3 separate regions of the Homo sapiens genome follow, and all the other regions are linked to region 2. Evidence: chromatin loops called from intact Hi-C (ENCODE). Cell type or tissue: B cell. All regions are shown on one strand. Links, peaks and the distances in the headings refer to the core of each region. The heading gives the core; the rest is flanking DNA.

Region 1 (6,540 bases), core at 920-5,919, 1.1 Mb after region 2:
GCCAAGATGGCACCACTGTACTCCAGCCTGGGCAACAGAACAAGACAGACTTTTTTTCGTTCCCCCCTCCCCCCCAAAAAATCTGATCTATCAATTACATAGACTGACTCTGAGTGCCCAGTATAGGACCATTCCTTGAGGACACCAACCAGAGACTTAGTGGCAAGTTAATTAAGTAGGACTTCTTTCATCCTGGAAAGAACGGACATCATTTTGTTCTGACTGGGATTGGTACAAATTCTGTGTATGGATTTGCCCTTCCTGCTTGCAGTGCTTTGACAAGATCTAATATAGGACTCAGAATGTCTGATTTACTAAGAGAATCCACAAAGCATTTTTTTCCTCACTTTTTGGTAGAGGAAATATGTTGGTAGTCACATAACTGTGAGATCCACTGGTCCCACAACATATCACACCATTCAGAAACATCTATCCTGATAATATCATAACCATTTTTTGAAGGCATAGCTAGGCACAAACTTAGAAATGATACTGTGTGAGGTTGGGGCATTATGCTTCAGGATGCAGTATGTGACTTAAACCAATAACCATTATACTATATTGCATCTCTAGTGAGTTGAGTGCATGGGTCTGGGAAGCAAAGGGTGGAAATAGGAGTAGCCTGGCTCACCATCACTCTCAGAGAACTTCTTAGGGGAATGTATGCTTCCTGTCCTCACAATTGTAGAGCATTAGGTCTAGAGGTTCTAGTTCCTGGAGGAAAATGCTTTGCACCAGTGGACACAAGAAGAGTCCCACTAAACAAAACTACAGCTACTGTCCTATTTTGGACTCCATGAAGGGGGAAAAAAAAGCAGTTATATAATGGTAGGGGTAACTGACCACTATTATAAGGAAGTAGGGCTGCTGCTACATAATGGGACAGGGAGGAACATTTTTCCACTCAAAAACCATTACCTAATAAAGACATGGTAGTACAGAATTTAGATCCCTCAAAGATGACGTTTTGGGTCACTTCATTGGGCAAGCCACCTACACTGGCAGCAGGGCTAGTTGAGGACCAGGCGCAGTGGCTCATGCCTGTAATCGCAGCACTTTGGGAGTCAGAGGCAGGTGGATCACAAGGTCAGGAGATCGAGACCATCCTGGCCAGCATGGTGAAACCCCATCTCTACTAAAAATACAAAAAAAATTAGCTAGGCGCGGTGGTGCGCGCCTGTAGTCCCAGCTACTTGGGAGGCTGAGGGAGGAAAATCACTTGAACTCAGGAGGCAGAGATTGCAGTGAACCAAGATGGCGCCACTGCACTCCAGCCTGGCAACAGAGTGAGACTCTGTCTCAAAAAAAAAAAAATGGGGGGCTAGTTGAGGTTGAGGAGAATCTAGAATGGATGATAGGGAAGAAAGATTATGGTATAATTTGACTGTGTCTCCACCCAAATCTCATCTTGAATTGTAGTTCCCATAATCTCCAAGTATCACAGGAGGGACCCCGTGGGAGGTAACTGAATCATGGGCGTGGTTTCCCCCATGCTATTCAAGTGATAGTGAGTGAGTTCTCATGAGATCTGATGATTTTATAAGGGGCTTGCCCCTTCACTCAGCTTTCATTCTTCTTCCAGCAGCCATGTGAAGAAGGATGTCTTTGCTTCCCCTTCCACCATGATTGTAAGTTTCCTGAGGCTTCCCCAGCCATGCTGAACTGTGAGTCAATTAAACCTCTTCATAAATTACCCAGTCTCAGGTTAGCACCATGAGAAGGAACTAATACAGATGATGAATATGTTATTGTCTTAGGACCAGCTGCAGCAGCAAGGGCTATCTATGGTCTGTCTTTTTTGAATAAGCTGTGACATGATGAAGTGAAACTGACGTGAGAAGCATGTTGATATCGTTTGGATTTGTGTCCACACCCAAATCCCATGTGGATTTGTAATCCCCAGTGTTGGAGGTGGGGGCCTGGTGGGAGGTAACTGGATTATGGGAATAGATTTCCCCTTTGGTGCTGTTCTCATGAGTGAGTTATGGCAAGATCTGGTTGCTTAAAAGTGTGTAGCATCTCCCCTTCTCTTCCTTGGTCCTGCCCTGGCCATGTAGGATGTACCTGCTTCTCTTTCACTTCCCACCATGATTGAAGGTTTCTTGAGATCTCCCCAGAAGCTAAGCAGAGGCCACCATACTTCCTGTACAGCCTGCAGAGCCATGAGCCAATTAAACCTCTTTTCTCTGTAAATTTTGCAGCCTCAGGTATTTCTTTATAGCAGCCTGAGAACGAACTAATGCACATGTGGATCTAAGTGGTGCAGGGGGTGGACTGTCATGGGTGTTGTTGGTGCTCTGCCCAGATCCCTTCATATCCCCCTTTCCAGTTCATTGCCCCTAGCCCCAGCTTCTAAGTGGTTTACTCCTAAAGGTTCATACCCCTTCCTTCAGAGAACTTCCTTCCCTTAATCTATAGGAGCCACTTCACTGCAGAAGAGGTATTAAGCACCTAGACTCACTTAACGCGTCTAAATTAAGTGCCTAGACTCACCCAGACTCACCTCAGAACCAGAAGTGCTAGGTATTTTTGTCCCCCCACCCTTTCCAGGAAAGACTATAGCCAGTGACTAATTGGTGCAGGGTTATGAAAACCCCAGCTCCCTTGCCTCAAGTTGGGATAAATTCTAATTTATGCTCCAGAACTAGCTGGGGATCTTGCTGGGGCTGGAACTTCACCTTAAATTGCTCCCTTGCTTGGCTGCTTCTTTCCTATTCTGCTTCCCTTTCTAGTTTCTCCTGGAAGCTCTTCCTTAATAAATTGCTTGCACGCAAATCCTTGGCAACCCAAGACAGTTCCCTAGTAGAAAATACACTCTCGAGCTTCAAGTCAGTGACAAGGAAATAAAGAAAAAAAAAAAAAAAAAAAAACACTTAGTGAACAGCTATGGTTTACAAGAAAAAAAAAAAAAAATGTTAAAGCCCAGAATGGAGTACCTACCATGAGTCAATTGTCTTTGGTTTGGATTTTCATTTCCTAAGAATTTGATGATCATAAGTGGTTATTCTGGTAGTACATTACAGAGTGGGACATCTGTAAATTATCAATGATACATCAACATAAACCGTATGCCCCAGATTTTTTGGACAACCTTGATTTCAAGTTTTTAATCCCCTTGTCAGACCATGTTCCAGACAGTGTGTCCTGGCTGGTGTGGGTGTTTGGACAGCAAAGGGGGATGCTGGGCTAGCCAAGAGGCAGCTGAGAGGACGAACTTGAGCATTATAAAAAGGCAGACACTTGAAGTTAATAAGCACAACTGGACTTCAAGTCCTGGCTCCACCCCAACCAGCTGTAGGCCACATTTTATTCCTGTTAAAATGAAGTTCCCAGCTCCCACCTCACAGGATTGAAAATGAGGTGATGTATACAAAACGCTTAGCATTGCTCCTGGATTTCGTGAAGTTCAAGAGATGGTTCCTTTGGAGGGGAAGAAGAGTGGGTGAAGAACCCTCCAGTGGAGTTTGGGGACTTCATTGTCCTAATAGAGCCGGCAGGGGATGGGGGACCAGAGGTCGAGAGCCCACGTTGAAGCGTTGCATTCATCTAAATTTGCTGAGCGCCGTCTCCCTCCCAGGGCGCGGGACTCAATACTTGTACGCCAAGGGGGAAAAGGCCGTCAACTCGACCTGGAAGGGACGGCGCAACGCAGAATGAGCCGCGAGGCCCCGGGCCACCACGTGGCTTCCCGATGGCCTCCCCCGACCCTCCCCCACTCCGGCCCCGCAGGGGAAGTAGGTGAAGGGTGGAAGCCGAGAGACCGCGCCGCGGAGGCGGCCCGCCGCCGGTTTCCTAGCAACGCCCGCCCCGCCCCGCCCCGCTGGCGCGCCGGCGCCGGGAAGCGGGGGGGGGGCGGACCGCCGTTGCCATGGCAGCGCGGCGGCCGCGCCCGACGCCGCCGGCGCCTGCGGGAAACGCGGGCCAGGGGCCCAGAGTGGGCTGCCAGGTGGCGTCCCTGCCTAGCTCCCACTCCGGGATGGACCAGACCTCGCGCCCGGGGGTGTCAGTGGAGAAACCGAGTCGCCCCGAAAGGTGGCAGGGCCGCAAGGCCGGTCGGCCCCACTCACTCCCCCGCCGACTGGGGCGACTGAGAGCTTGGAGACTTTCCAGTTTGTCTGGTGGGGTCTGAGTTGGTCTTCGGGGCCGGAGTAGGCCAAGGGAATTTTTTTGATTTTGGAATCTCTTCGGACCTTTTTTCCACACCTAGTCAAGACTGCACGCGTGTGCACACACGCATACGCACGTCTGCAGCCTGATGTCCCATCCTTTTACCCTAGGTGTTGTCACCTGAAGGTTCTTTAATCTCGGAAAGAGAATATGCAAAAGATAGCAGCTGCCAAAAGCTGCCTTTTAAAACGACTTTGAAAATCAGTGTTATTTCCCGAGGGCCATTTAAACGGAAAACCTCCGTGCCTGGAAGGGTGTTCTAGATTCTGGACTCAAATTTGCATTATTCTAAATCACTTTTTGCAGTGAGCTGCGATTGGAGAATTCAGTTGTGGAGTATTAAATTTAACCGTACACCCATTTAGCTAGTGTAATGATCGCTTGGCCAAAAGACCCACTCACAAAGACAAAGCCACACGCTTCTCAGTCGTTCTCTGGCTTGAGTGTTTTTAATAGAGGCGGAGTCAGTCACATGTTTGTGAGTTTAATCAAATTGACAAGGGCTCTGAGCGAGAAAAGCTTACTGTCTAATTCGAAGGCAACATTAGGTACATAGAGATGCATTCTCTTTGGACTTATTTGAATCAGAGCTTTTCAAATGGAATCCTCTCCTGCACATATTTTTCTCGATCTGCTGCAACTGGAAAATTTAAATCAAAATCTTATTTCTTATATTCATTTTGATGGTAAATGTGCTGGTAAATGTGTCTGCGCTGAGATTCTGCATTTTCTTGATCAACAAGGAAATGCGCAGCAATCACTGTGAATTGAGCACCTTGCTGATTGAGCAACACTTAAACCTAGAGGCATGAACGACCATAATCTTGGGATGAGAATCCCCTGTAGTATATTTCAAAAGCATATTCACAGCTAACCTTTTTCCACTCCAAAGGATCATTCACTTGGAACTTTTTTATTCTTCATCTTGCCAGACTATTTAATTTCTTCTAAAACCACTTTGACACACTTTTTAGTTTGAAAACGTGATTGTGTTTGGACAAGTGATCATATAAAATTAATTTATACACACACACACACACACACACACATATACACAATGTCCTCTTAATCTTAGATCATTTTTTCCCAGTATCAAAACAGAACCTTTAATTTGCATGGTGGAGGGTAGAAGATAAATTCAGAAAGCTAAACCAAAAGTCTGAACAGAATAGTTTTATGTTTAGCACTATGGAGGGAAAAAAACGATGAAACTGTGTATACCTAATGACTTTGTGTGCAAAGGGCAAATCATTAAATTAATTTGCTGTACATTTGGTAGTTAAAATGTACCAAATGTATGGGCCCAATGGCTCATACCTGTAATCTCAGCGTTTTGGGAGGCTGACGCAGGCAGACTGCTTGAGCCAAGGGGTTCGAGAGCAGCCTAGACAACATGGTGAAACCCCGTCTCTACAAAAAATACAAAAATTAGCCGGGTATGGTGGCATATGCCTGTAGTCCCAGCTACTTGGGAGGCTGAGGTGGGAGAATCAGTTGAGCCCAGGAAGTTGAGGCTGTAGTGAGCTGTGATTGTCCCACTAGACTTCAACCTGGGCAACAGAGCAAGACCCTGTCTGAAAAAAAATTGTTTAATGTTATAATAGCAACAAAAATAAAAGTGAATTTTACAATAAAATAAGGGCATTTGCATACATGAATTTTTATTTGGAAACTTTCATAGCCCCTCTGATTATTCATTCATTATCCTAAAGTTCTTTCCACAGAGGTTATTATCAGACTGAGCCCAGAACAACTTGGCCACAGAATATTGGTAAGGGTCCATAAGTGTCTGCAGATAGAATTGCCCAGATCAGCTGTTTAACTGGTTGGTCTCTCTAGACAGAGGTTTAGTTACACACATGAGTTAGCCCAACCTTCACTCCCTATACTTCATTGACCACTTGGCAGTGTTAAATAGACACCAGAGAAGCCCATATGATTTATGCATGCCCTACTTTATTAATAATATTGGAATGTTGACAACCTCACTAGATTTTCCACATAATTTCCTAACGTGGAAATGATCTCCATACAGCCGTTCCAGTTAGTTGCCAGGATCACAAAGTTTCTGCCTTATCATTTATGGTTATTGTTACCTCGGGAACCTAATATTTATCAAACACGAGATCCATTTTGCATGCTCACCTTTTCCTCTTTTTCAAATAATCAGTGACCTTAAGCTTTAAGCATCTTATCGTTATTACAGACTACCAGCCTCTTATCTAATCCTGCATTAAACTCGATTTACTGCTTTATCTATACCACTTTAATCTTTTAGAAGCTTATCATAATATGGACTCTTTAATGAAATATTTTTATAATAAGAATAAACTAACCTTTCTCTATTTTCCCAGATCTCTCTACTTTTGCTCA
Region 2 (5,000 bases), core at 1-5,000:
AAACTAAATATCTCCTAAAGTTAGCTTGACCTAAGCCCAGGAATACCATAGTTTGGGGGTTAATGGCAAGATAGGGGTTGGTTAGATCAGATTTCTTTCACTGTCATAATTTTCTCACTGTTACAATTTTTGCAAAGGCGATTTCAGGAGAAGGAGCCCATTTTCCTTGGAGGGTAGAGGGAAGATACTGGATTGGTTGAACATGGTGGAATCTCTTTGTCCACAAGAGGGTGCTATCCTGGGGAAACATTGGAATTCTTGGCTAGTGCTCAGCATATAGGTTTCCAGGCTATTGGCTTGTTGGTCAGGATTCAGGAATAGGTCTGCGTATAGGTGCAGGACTTGGTTAAAACCCAGGAGTGGCTGAAGCTCATTTGGAGGGCATGGCTAGAGGCTGGGCCCTGCAAGGCCCCAGCAAGTAACAAGACAGCTCCACCTATAAGCACAATGCCCCCCAGGGCTCTGGGCTAGTGAAGGGGTGGAGGGATGCCGATGACACAGAGCTTTCCCCTGGGGTTTACAATGCCTGAAATACATGAGCATTTGGACATTTGTGCCGGATTTACATTCTCAGTTAAGGTGATGTTAAAATGTGGTGAAGAGTGTAAATAGTGGCCTGAGTGTCAGGACAAGCCAGTGTGAGGTTTAAATGTATCATGTTGAGATAATCAGGAGCTAATTATCTCGAAAAAAGAGTCATCCTCTCCCTTATTGCTTGAATCTCGAGTTCAAGTCCTCCTGCTAACCCTGGCAGGTCTAGGTATGGCATGCACCTCTGCAGACTGTGGAGGATATGTCCTAGTCTTGGCAGGCTGGCTGCATGTCCTGCTGTGTCCCACCCATCCTCTGCTCCAGGCTGCCTGCCTCCTTGCCCACCTGCCCTCACCCCTGCCAGGCCAACCCCCCACCTCTGTTTATCTTCTCCATCCATCTGGGAGTCATCTCTTCCCTGTGCTGAGTCCGCCCTTGGTGACACCCGTTGTTGCATACAGACCTCTCCAGCCCCGTTTGTCCACACCAATCTCTCCATCCTCTGATTCCACCTCTATTTATAGCTAGTACCATCTAATTTGGCATTCAGATTTTAATTATTTCACATCTGCCATTTGCCTCTCTCAAACTAGACTGTATAATTAATTAATTCATTAAATCAGCAAATATGTGAGTGCTTATTCTGGGTTGGGTGTTGAGGCTGTGTCATATCTAAGCTGCCTGCTTTATCTCCCTGCATGTGCGCCAGGGACAACAGTGCCTGCTGCACAGGGGTGCCTGTGACGGGGCCATTCTTTAACATTTTGCCCTGGCATCCAGGGGCACACTATTGAAGATAAACTCTAGCTGAATAACACACAAGGTGCCTAAGCAAAAGGGCAAACTTCTCAGTATATTCTGAGATCCACTCCATTTCAGAATAGGTTTTGGTTTGGGCCTGATATAAAAACAAATACTCTTGTGTCTAATGCCTCTTCTGCCTACACTCACCGACGAGCTGGTTCATCTCAATTTGTCAACTTTCAAGCTGTTTGGCTCTCAAGGGACTGCCTCCCACTGCTCATTTCCTCTGACAGCAGGTGACTCTCTGGGCCTCCTTAATGCAGTTTTCGCCTCTGCAATGTGTGGTGGTGGCCGCTGTAGTTTTTATTCTTAGGGTTTGGGTGCTTACTTCTAGGATCTCTTTGGGGCCTAGACTGCTACAAAGCTAGTAAGGTTGTAAGACATCACCTAGGCCAGACTCGTGTTTTATATTTTAAAACTCCTAGTACGGTGCTTGTTCCGTCACCACCCATCCCTTGGCTTCCATCGTTTCCAAACCATGTCTGGTGTTCATTTTCTTCTCCCAAATGTTCGTGATGCTTTGGGAATGCAAAAAGCATCCATATTTGGAAAGCTCAGAACTCTCTCGGGGGCGGGAGCAGAACACAGATTGTTCTGTGGAGAAGGAGAGAGTCATGTGCGGCTCAGAGCGTGGCTCTCCGGAGTGGGTCGGAGTGGGACAGAAGAGCAGGAAGGAAGCTGGGGCCGGCCTGGCTGGGCCTTCCTCGAACCAGGCAGAGGCAGGCAGCTGCCCTGCAGGGCCCACCGCAGTCTCTCAAGACAGACAGAGGAACGGTTTGTTGAGTGCCTACTGTGTGCCAGGTTCTGGAATTGTAAAAATATAATACATTATTAATAATGACTACAGCATTAAAATAATTCCTTCTAGACACTGTTCTAAGCACTTGTCCCTTACCTCCCTTTATCCTCACAACAACTCCAGAGCTAGAGACAGGAATAGAGCCCCCATTTGAGAAGGGGAGTGAGGGGTGCCTGCTTCCTGGACTGCGGCTAGCAGGTCATTTGGGGAGGGGCTCCCAGGTGCAGATTCCGCCGAGTCCGGACTGAAGGAGGACACGTCGATCCTGGTGTGCTGGGAGGTGCCTTAGTTTGCGTTTAGCGGCCTGTGAACGAGTCTTGGGACCTCTAAAAGCTGACTCAGGGCCACATCAGCTAGGACTCGCTGCTAGCTGCCGCCCAAGGTCGTCCCGCAGCCCCTCGGCAGCCGCCGCCAGGGGTCGCGGGAGCCGCGTTCTAGCGCAGTCGCGCGCCACAGTTGCGCATGCGCGGAGCTGCTCCGGGCGTCCTCGGCCGGGTCGGCCTTGGGACCGTGCCCCCCCTGCCCCGCCCCGCCCATCTCCCCTCCCCTCGCGTTTCGCCCCGCCCCGCTCACTGCTGTCCCCGACCCCGCCCCGCCCCACTCTCTTGCCCCGTCTCGCCCCGCCCCTCCTTGCGCTCTCGCCCCGCCGCGCCCCGCCCCGCCCCGCCCCGCCGTCCTGGAGCCAGTGCCCTGCATCTCGCGCAGGTGCCGCCGCAGGACTGCAGGACTGGTTCCTGCCGCGGCCACCGGGACAGTGGTGCCCCAAGGCCGGCTGACCATTTGAAGCCCCTGTACTTGGGTTGATTCCGCGATTCAACTCGAGTTCAGGGATGGAGAAGAAAGGCAAACTTGCCAACTCTCTTGATTAACCTCGCATTAGTGAGCCTTCTTAGGGACTCACCAAGCCGAGCTCTCTGGGAGGCGTTCACACTCACAGGCCCTGGCTGTTCGCAGGCAGCAGCTGAGCCTTCACCGATGTGCCCCTTTATTGTTTTCTGAGACCATATTTATAGAGACTCTCGTAGAAGCTGACAGCATTTAATACGTTAAACATTCAATGCGTGGGTATTTACAAAGAGAAAGGATGTAAAGGTGCGTTTCCTGCTTTAGCAGGAATTGAAGTACGTCATATTTTTCGTGGACCGAAAATTCCTGGTCATAAGGACTATAAAAGCCCAAAGAGGATTTTCCTGGAGTGTTCCTTGAGAGATTCATGTCTTCAAGTGAGATCTAATCCCAGTCTTTATGAATTGGATATTTGCTAATGACCATGATCTTCTAGGTGTCATCCTAGAGCCGTAGGACAGACAAGTGACCACTGACATTGCCTTTTCCCCGGCAGAAAAAGTCTCCAGTCTGTTGGGAGCTGTGTGGCAACTGCTGTGGACCTGCTGTGGTAGTAAGCTCATTGGATCAGGATTTGCCCATGTGACCTTGGGCAAATCATCTCTGAGCTTGAATCTCCTCATTTGCAAAGAGAGGACAGGAGAGAAGATAGAGCTCGATCTTTTTTCCTTGAGAATCTGCTTTTCTTTTCTTTCTTTCTTTTTTTAGAGACAGGGTCCTGCCCTGTCACCCAGGCTGGAGTGCAGTAGTGCGATCATAGCTCCCTGCAGCCCCAAACTCCTGGGCTCAAATGATACTCCTACCTTGTCCTCCCAAAGTGCTGGGAATACAGATGTGAGCCACCGCGCCAGGACTGCTTTTCATTTTTGGAAACATTGAGATCACTTCGGGTGCAGTGAAACAAGTAGTTTTATAGAAAAGTCCATGAGTGGAGGGAACGGGGTGGTTCAGGGGAGCTTTCCGGGGTGCTTTCTTTTGCCTATGTAGGAAACCCAGAGATGTGGTAGTAGGGGTTGTGAGGGGGCGCTGTGGGGCCATGCCTGGTGGAGATCCACCACGTTAAGCCTTCTGCTAACTGTTTGTCTCTGACTCCATGATCTCTTCTGCCTCTTCCCATTCTGGATTCTGCTCATGGTGGGCGGCTAGATGGGTGTATTGCATGTGGCCGCTCATCTCAGGTTGCTGGTCAAAGCTTCCTGTTTATATTTAGAGAGTGTAAGAAGAGTAAGAACCCTTTTATTGCCACTGACCCATATTCATATTTAATGTTGCTTGTGTTAGTCGGCTCCTCATTGGTTCTCTTTTTGGAAGCAAGCAGGGACTTAGAGAGTCCAGAGGAAGCTCAGAGGGCTGGAGCTTTAGTTCAGGTTGGCTGAGGTGCTTGTTCTTAATTCTTCTGTGACACCATGTCTGTCTCAGTCACTGCATTTTTAACATTGTTTTGAAAACATTTCTCGGCCAGGCGCGGTGGCTCACACCTGTAATCCCAGCACTTTGGGAGGCCGAGGCAGGCAGATCACCTGAGGTCAGGAGTTTGAGACCAGCCTGGCTAACATGGTGAAACCCCGTTTCTACTAAAAATACAAAAAATTAGCTGGGTGTGGTGGCGCACGCCTGTAGTCCCAGCTACTCGGGAGGCTGAGGCAGGAGAATCGCTTGAACCCAGAAGGCGGAAGTTGCAGTGAGCCGAGATCGCGCCATTGCACTCCAGCCTAGGTGACAAGACTGAAACTGTCTCAAAAAAACAAAAAAACAAAAAAAAAAAACAAAAAAAAAAAGAAGAAAATAAAATAAAACATCTTTCTCTTCCACTAGAGGTGAAATTTCTCAAGGACAAAGAGATTTCTTAAGGGCAGAGTCCTGTTCTGTGAAGCCCACCCCTAGCCCAGAGTGCTGCCCGCAGTTGGTGCCTAGTGAGAATTTGTGGAATGGAGCAAGCACAGGACTCCTGTTCACTGGCTGCTCTCACTCCTTGCTATAGTTGGGGACCTCAGAGGCTACACTTACTCATCACACCAGT
Region 3 (6,540 bases), core at 838-5,837, 500 kb after region 2:
AATAAGTAAATGTAGGCTGGGTGTGGTGGCTCACGTATGTAATCCCAGCATTTTGGGAGGCTGAGGCGGGAGGATCACTTGAGGTCAGGAGTTTGAGACCAGCTTGGCCAACATGGTGAAACTCCATCTCTACTAAAAATACAAAAATTAGCCGGGTGTGGTGGCAGGCACCTGTAATCCCAGCTACTCGGGAGGCTGAGACAGGAGAATTGCTTGAACCCAGGAGGCGGAGGTTGCAGTGAGCCGAGATCATGCCACTGCACTCCAGCCTGGGTGACTCCGTCTCAATAATAATAATAATAACAAATGAAAATAAATGTAATCGTTTTACCATACACATAAGTGACAATTAGCCATATTATTCCAATAAGGTATAGAGGGTTAAGAATCAAGTTATATGCCAAAAGTTTAGGTAACCTGAGACAATCTTCATACCTCAGGCTATTAGACACCAAAATTATAGGCAATTTACTTTAATACTTCTATAATGTCATTGCTTTTACACAAATAAATAACTCATAAATACCTATCTGATGGTTAGGTCAATAACCTTTTCTAAAGCATGAAAAGCATATTTATTGTATCTGTAGGACAGGCTAGTTTAAAAACTACTGGATCATTCTACTTTTTAAAATTCATGAATCCCCACAGAACTTCTCAGCCGAGACCCATGACATTTTCCACAATTTGCTCATATCACAGGACAAATCTGGCATATTTACCTTGTCATCCTTCTTGCCACCTCCAGGACCATGACCACCACTCTGACTTTGACCCTGGAGGAGAAAAATCAGGCACAGATGTAAATTCAGAATATGATCACTTCAAAAGAATAACTTTATACTGTCCTGTGAGTCTATAACATGTCCTGTGAGTAACATTTCTCCCTCATTTGAACATTTCTGAACCCAAGATGTAATACTTGCAGTCAATGTGTGCATTTAGTGTGGCAGAATTTCTTTTTCCCTGAAAAGATGTTCGATAGATTACTGGTGCACCTGGCAATTGATTGCATCTTAGAATCAAGAACAACTCTATTGAGAAGTAGATACAACTAAAGAGGCTGAGAGTCTTAAGATCACCCCCCTCTTGAGGGGAAAATATGGAGCTTCACATCTCTTGATAGGAAACTACCGGACTGAAGCTATCAAGAATGTATTCCATAAAATCAGGCTATGAAAGCTACGTCATTTTACACACTCAAAAATCGTTTACCAATCATTTACCCCTTACTTAGATCACACCAAGATCCAGAAGACTTTCCTTCCAATAGCACCTTATCCAATTCCTACCCCTAAAGCCAGGGGGCTCTGGGGCAGGTCTTTCTTCTCAATCTGAAAAGCTCCATCACCTTAAGGTGTTAAGAACTTAGTGTATTAATAAACTCAGTGGGATTCCTGATTTTAAGAGACCCTACAGTTATAGGACAATGCTTAACACTGAGCAATGTCTCAGAAATGGTGGCATTTCAAATATAAAGATGAGTGAACTTACTGATTAGAAGGGCCCACTCAGCTCCCTCAAATCAGCTCCACACAGGCACTTCTAAATTAATACACCAACACTTCTTCACCTCTTGGGCATTTTACATGTTTCTCAGTCTTAAATAACAAGTACATCAATTACTGAACCCCTACTATATGCCAGGCAGTGTCCTAAACATTCTCCAAGTATTATCCCACTTAATTCTTACAAACACGATGACACTGGTACCATCATTACCCCCTCATTTGCAGATAAGAAGACCAAGGCCCAGAGAGCTTAAATGACTTGCCTGTTGTCACAAAGCTTGTCAGAGATGGAGCCAGGAATCACATTCAGGTTTGCTGAATGCCAAAACCTGGGTGTTTCTCTACTGTTCTAGAAAAAAAACGATGGGGCTTGTGTTCCAGCACAGCCACTTACTGTGTTTCCATTTCTTCCTTATCAAAATGAGGACAGTAGTAATTACCTCGAGGGAACTGTTGTAATAAATGAGAAAATGCTGGAAAAGTACTTGGTACATGCTTAGAATACTACCCAGAAATCCGTATAAGACCTCTATGAGGCCGGGCGCGGTGGCTCACGCCTGTAATCCCAACACTTTGGGAGGCCGAGGCGGGCGGATCATAAGGTCAGGAGTTCAGGACCAGCCTGGCCAACAGAGTGAAACGCCGTCTCTACAAAAATACAAAAATTAGCCGGGCGTAGTGGCGGGCGCCTATAGTCGCAGCTACTTGGAAGGCTAAGGCAGGAGAATCGCTTGAACCCGGGAGGCGGAGATCGCGCCACTGCACTCCAGCCTGGACGACAGACCAAGACTCCGTCTCAAAAAAATAAAAATTAAAATTAAAATAAAAAAGACCTCTATGAGATCTGGCCTTCTTGCCGTTCATGATACAGGTTAAACATTCCCATCTCAGGTCCTTTGCACTTGCTGTATCTTCTGCCTTGACCACATTTCCCTCAGACATCTGCAGGGGTTACTCCCTCAATTTCGGTCCGCTCAAATTTCACCTCCTCAGAGCTACCTTCGCTGACTCTATAAAAAGCAGCCACTCCTCCAAGCTATCCCTTTCTATACAATAACCATACAACAATGACCACCCCACCCCTGACATCATATTACATATTTCTGATGATTGTCTGCCTTCTGCTCTAGAATGTACGCACTATGAAGGCAGGGACTTCAATCAATCCTCAGTGTCTACAACAGAAGCTAGCCAAAAGTTTAACAACAACAACAAAACACCAAGTGCTCAGTAAATACTTGTTTAGTGAATTGATGAATAAATGCTAGCTGTTTTTATTATTACTACTGCACCACGGGCCCTTTCCGTCTTAGCTCCGCCTGTCATAACAACGTCTTTAAGGCCTCCTTCAAATGCCCCCAGCTCCGAAAGGCCTTCCACGACTCCGCGCTCAACTCCTCAGGTGGAATGAATCCCACCCTCTTCTCCAGCACCCTTCACCTGCCCGACTCAAAAAGCATTTTTCCCGGTGACTCGAGGAGGCGCCCCCGAAACTCCCAGCGCCGATCAGCAAAGCCCTGGTCGGCGGAGCAGCAAAGCCAGCGGCCTGATCCGTTCTGCCGCCCCACAAGACCACGCAGGAGACCCTCTCTCTGCTCTGAGCCCCGGCCCCAGGATCCCCGGGCAAGGCCCGTTGGTCGGCCCCGGCCCGCGGTGGACATGAGCGCGGTCTCTGGGAGCCTCCACCCGCCGAGAAGATCAGGCCGGCAAAAGGAGAAGAGGGCTGTCCCAGTTCCTCGGGCAGCCGCCTCTTTCTCTCGCCTCAGGCTGCTGAGACCCCATCGCACCGCGACGACCAGCGGAAAGAAACCCTTAGTCACTCACCATCTTGCCTTGGCCACTTGAGCTGCCGCTGCCGGAAGTTCCTCCACCACTGCGGCCCGCCAGAGGCGGAAGTCGTTAGGGACGCTACGGAAGCTGATAGGAACCAAATTCTGCGCTGACCAAGTTGTGCTCCAAGGGCTTGTGCGGGCGGTCTAGGGCAACGCAGCAGTTTATAAGCATAAAGTGAACTTTATAAATATTTTACTTGAAAGAAATTTTTGAATACCCGTTATGAGGCGCTTGTCAACAACTTAAGACAATGACCCCTACTGTCAAAGAATTAGGACAATCGTGAAAATATAAAATATTTAAATTATGCAAAATTTATAACTGGGAAGAACTTTATGGTTCTAAAAACTGGAATGGTATTTGGAACTGGGAAGTTGACATATACATTTGCACAAATATTTCAGTTATTATTCAGCTTCTGGAATTTAACCTGCACATCTGGGAGTATGTGTGTAACGAGTCTTCTAAACCTGTCTTTTTCTGATGACCTGTGACTTGTGATGATGCCAAATGTCTTAAATTCCTCATCTTGAAGCTGATTGGTAAAGTTCCTCATTTGTTACACCCTCCAGGACATCAGAAAAATGGCAACAATCCCTTCTGTTTCTGGAAATTTCATTAACAAGTGCTCAAAATACTGCATCTTTCTGAACTGGAGAAATGGATGATTTTTTTTCTGCTCCAGATTGATTTAGGGATTTTAGTTGTGAAACACTAAAAATATTTCCCTTATGAACACACAACAGGTATACTTCTTCCTTTTCATCATCACTGCAACACGGTAATAGAAAGTCTTAGCACTATCGACCTCTGTTAACAAATCTGGCATCTAGTGTACATGACACATGAAATCACACGATAGGACAGTATCACACATAGGATAGAGATGGTGAAACTCCCATCTCTACTAAAAATACAAAAATTAGTCGGGCATCATCGTGGGCATCTGTAATCCCAGCTGCTTGGGAGGTCGAGTCATGAGAATCTCTCGAACCTGGGAGGCGACGGTTGCAGTGAGATCACGCCCCTGCACTCCAGTCTAGGTGACAGAGCGAGACTCTGTCTCAAAAAAAAAAATTAATAAAAATTTAAAAAACAAAATAAATATCCTTTCCCTAATGCATTTTACAAGAAACAAGTAAATAGTAAAATATATAGTATGCCACATAGTGGTAAATGCCATAGGAAAAATTAATGCCTAGGAAAAATGCCTAGGATTAGGAGCATGCAGCAGTGGTGGGTGATTTTAACTTTAAATTGGATGATACTTGAGCAAAAGCCCGTAAGGCATGAAGGAGTAAGCTATTCAGATATCTGGTGGAAGAGCTTTCTAGGTAGAGGGAACAGCCAGGGCAGAGGCCCTGCAGTAGAAGCTGCAGAGGATGGAGATTAGAGACACCATATAGTGAAGAAGTCAGAAACAGGCACATAACTCCCAGTGGAAGCTCAGCGGTTAAAGGCGAGTCAATAGAACCCAGTAATGAAGAGAGTAGCCAACGTTGGCATCAGACTTTCCTATTGTGGCTGTAGGAAGTGACATAAAGTAAGCAGAAAATTTAAGTTTATCTACATAATGGACAGCTAAGAGAAAGCAGGGAGAGGATTAGAAAGACTACTTGGAGTGCTCAGCACTTGGGGAGGTTGGAAGTTGCAAGTGGAAAAGAGGGAGAGTTGCAGAGATGACTGTCAACCGGGTGGGGAGGATTGAGAGTCAGCCATAGGGCAAAAGAGATGCACAGGGGCTGGGCGCCGTGGCTCACGCCTGTAATCCCAGCACTTTGGGAGGCCGAGGCGGGTGGATCACCTGAGTTCAGGAGTTCAAGACCAACCTGACCAATATGGTGAAACCTCATGTCTACTGAAAATACAAAAATTAGCTGGGAGTGGTGGCAGATGCCTGTAATCTCAGGTACTCGGGAGGCTGAAACGGGACAATCGCTTGAACCTGGGAGGCGGAGGTTGCAGTTAGCCGAGATTGCGCCATTGCACTCCAGCCGGGGCGAAAAGAAGGAAAATCCATCTCAAAAAGAAAAAAAAAGAAAGTGACCATAAATGTAGTGCTCAAAGCTAGAAGGTCTCTGGGTTAGAAGTTCAACTTGGGTCTCACAGGGCTAAAATCAAGATACCAACAGGTTTCCTCTCCGGAGGCTCTGCTCTAGCTGTGTGACATCAGCAAGTCATCCTCATTTTCTCATCTGTATAACGGGATAATTATCTACCTTGCCGGCTGAGGATACGGAGAGGATAAAACTCTTGTTTTTTGATTCTTAAGAGATTTTTGCCAAAAGTAGATGGAATGGAGGCTGAGGTAGGAAGGTGTCCAAACGTGGACGGAGGGCTCATGCTAGGGTGGACAGAGGGGGCGGGGCCGGGGTGGACAGAGGGCAGGTGCCAGAGGCGAGCGTGCATCCTGTTCAGCAGCCCCCCTGCAACCTCAAGCACATCAGAACCAGCCCAGATGCTGACAAAATGCAGACTCTGGTGCCATCCGCCAGAGACTGTGATTCTATAGGCCCATGGCAGGGCCCAGACACCTGCATTTTAACAGATACCCCAAGGGATTCTGAGGCTGGGTGACTCATACACCACATTTTTAGAGCCGGAACTCCAGAACACTGGTCTGCAAAGCAGGGCAGCCACACCCTGGTGGCCCAGGGGCCCATTCGTGTGTTGGAAGAAGCCATCAGAATGACTTTTTATTTAAAAAATAAGAATAATTACTAATCAAACAGCCAAGGGGTTAACGCCAGGTCTCGTTTCCAGCCTTGTCACCAGTGAGCTGTGTTGTTGTGTCTCAGTTCTGTCGTCTGTGAAATAGGGACCTTTATAGTTCCTCCTTCATGGTGCCATTGTTTGAGGACTAAAGTAAAATGCTGAGAATTGCACTTGGCATAGGACAATTACTCTAGGTATCAGCTACTCTGATTATTATTATTATTTTGAGACAAGGTCTCATGCTGTTACCCAGACTGGAGTGCAGTGACAGAATCTTGGCTCATTGTAACCTCCACCCCCCAGGTTCAAGCGATTCTCCTGCCTCAGCCTCCCAAGTAGCTGGGATTACAGGCACCCGTCCCCATGCCCAGCTAATTTTTGTATTTTTAGCAGAGACGCGGTTTCACCATGCTGGCCAGGCTGGTCTCCAACTCCTGACCTCAAGTGATCCACCCACCTTGGCCTCCCAAAGTGCTGGGAT

The links. Hi-C counts contacts between places; a loop is a spot of excess contacts. Peaks named below come from ENCODE experiments on the same cell type or tissue, not always from the same donor. Only the 100,000 strongest peaks of a DNase experiment are listed, where the experiment ranks them.
Region 1: it touches region 2 in a loop (14-fold over the local background); 2 of 110 quality-filtered maps call a loop at or near these places.
Region 3: a loop joins it to region 2, with 31 times the contacts of the local background. A loop is called at or near these places in 5 of 110 quality-filtered maps.

What each region holds. Positions count from the first base shown.
Region 1 is chr14:89,698,985-89,705,524 of GRCh38, reverse strand. No RefSeq gene overlaps it. Among named protein-coding and RNA genes, the nearest start is that of FOXN3-AS2, 130 kb to the right of the region's middle. RefSeq lists a silencer at 3,801-3,860. In B cell, for the core only: no CTCF peak of the experiment used is centred there; a DNase peak (open chromatin) is centred at 3,794; H3K4me3 peaks cover 1,346 bases; H3K27ac peaks cover 1,082 bases.
Region 2 is chr14:90,756,131-90,761,130 of GRCh38, reverse strand. All of the region lies in intron 3 of TTC7B (tetratricopeptide repeat domain 7B), which reads left to right. LOC124903360 (a long non-coding RNA gene) reads right to left here and starts at 2,570. Exons shown (of 2, transcript XR_007064302.1): 1 at 2,231-2,570; 2 at 1,614-2,139. RefSeq lists a silencer at 2,464-2,803. In B cell, for the core only: CTCF peaks have their summits at 218 (motif pointing right), 2,320 and 2,520 (motif pointing right); DNase peaks (open chromatin) are centred at 320, 1,550, 2,000 and 2,600; H3K4me3 peaks cover 2,029 bases; H3K27ac peaks cover 1,862 bases.
Region 3 is chr14:90,253,396-90,259,935 of GRCh38, reverse strand. PSMC1 (proteasome 26S subunit, ATPase 1) reads right to left here and starts at 3,383. Exons shown (of 11, transcript NM_002802.3): 1 at 3,336-3,383; 2 at 723-776. The coding sequence starts at 3,338. RefSeq lists enhancers at 2,680-3,207, 3,093-3,332, 3,208-3,737. In B cell, for the core only: no CTCF peak of the experiment used is centred there; a DNase peak (open chromatin) is centred at 3,395; H3K4me3 peaks cover 1,764 bases; H3K27ac peaks cover 1,043 bases.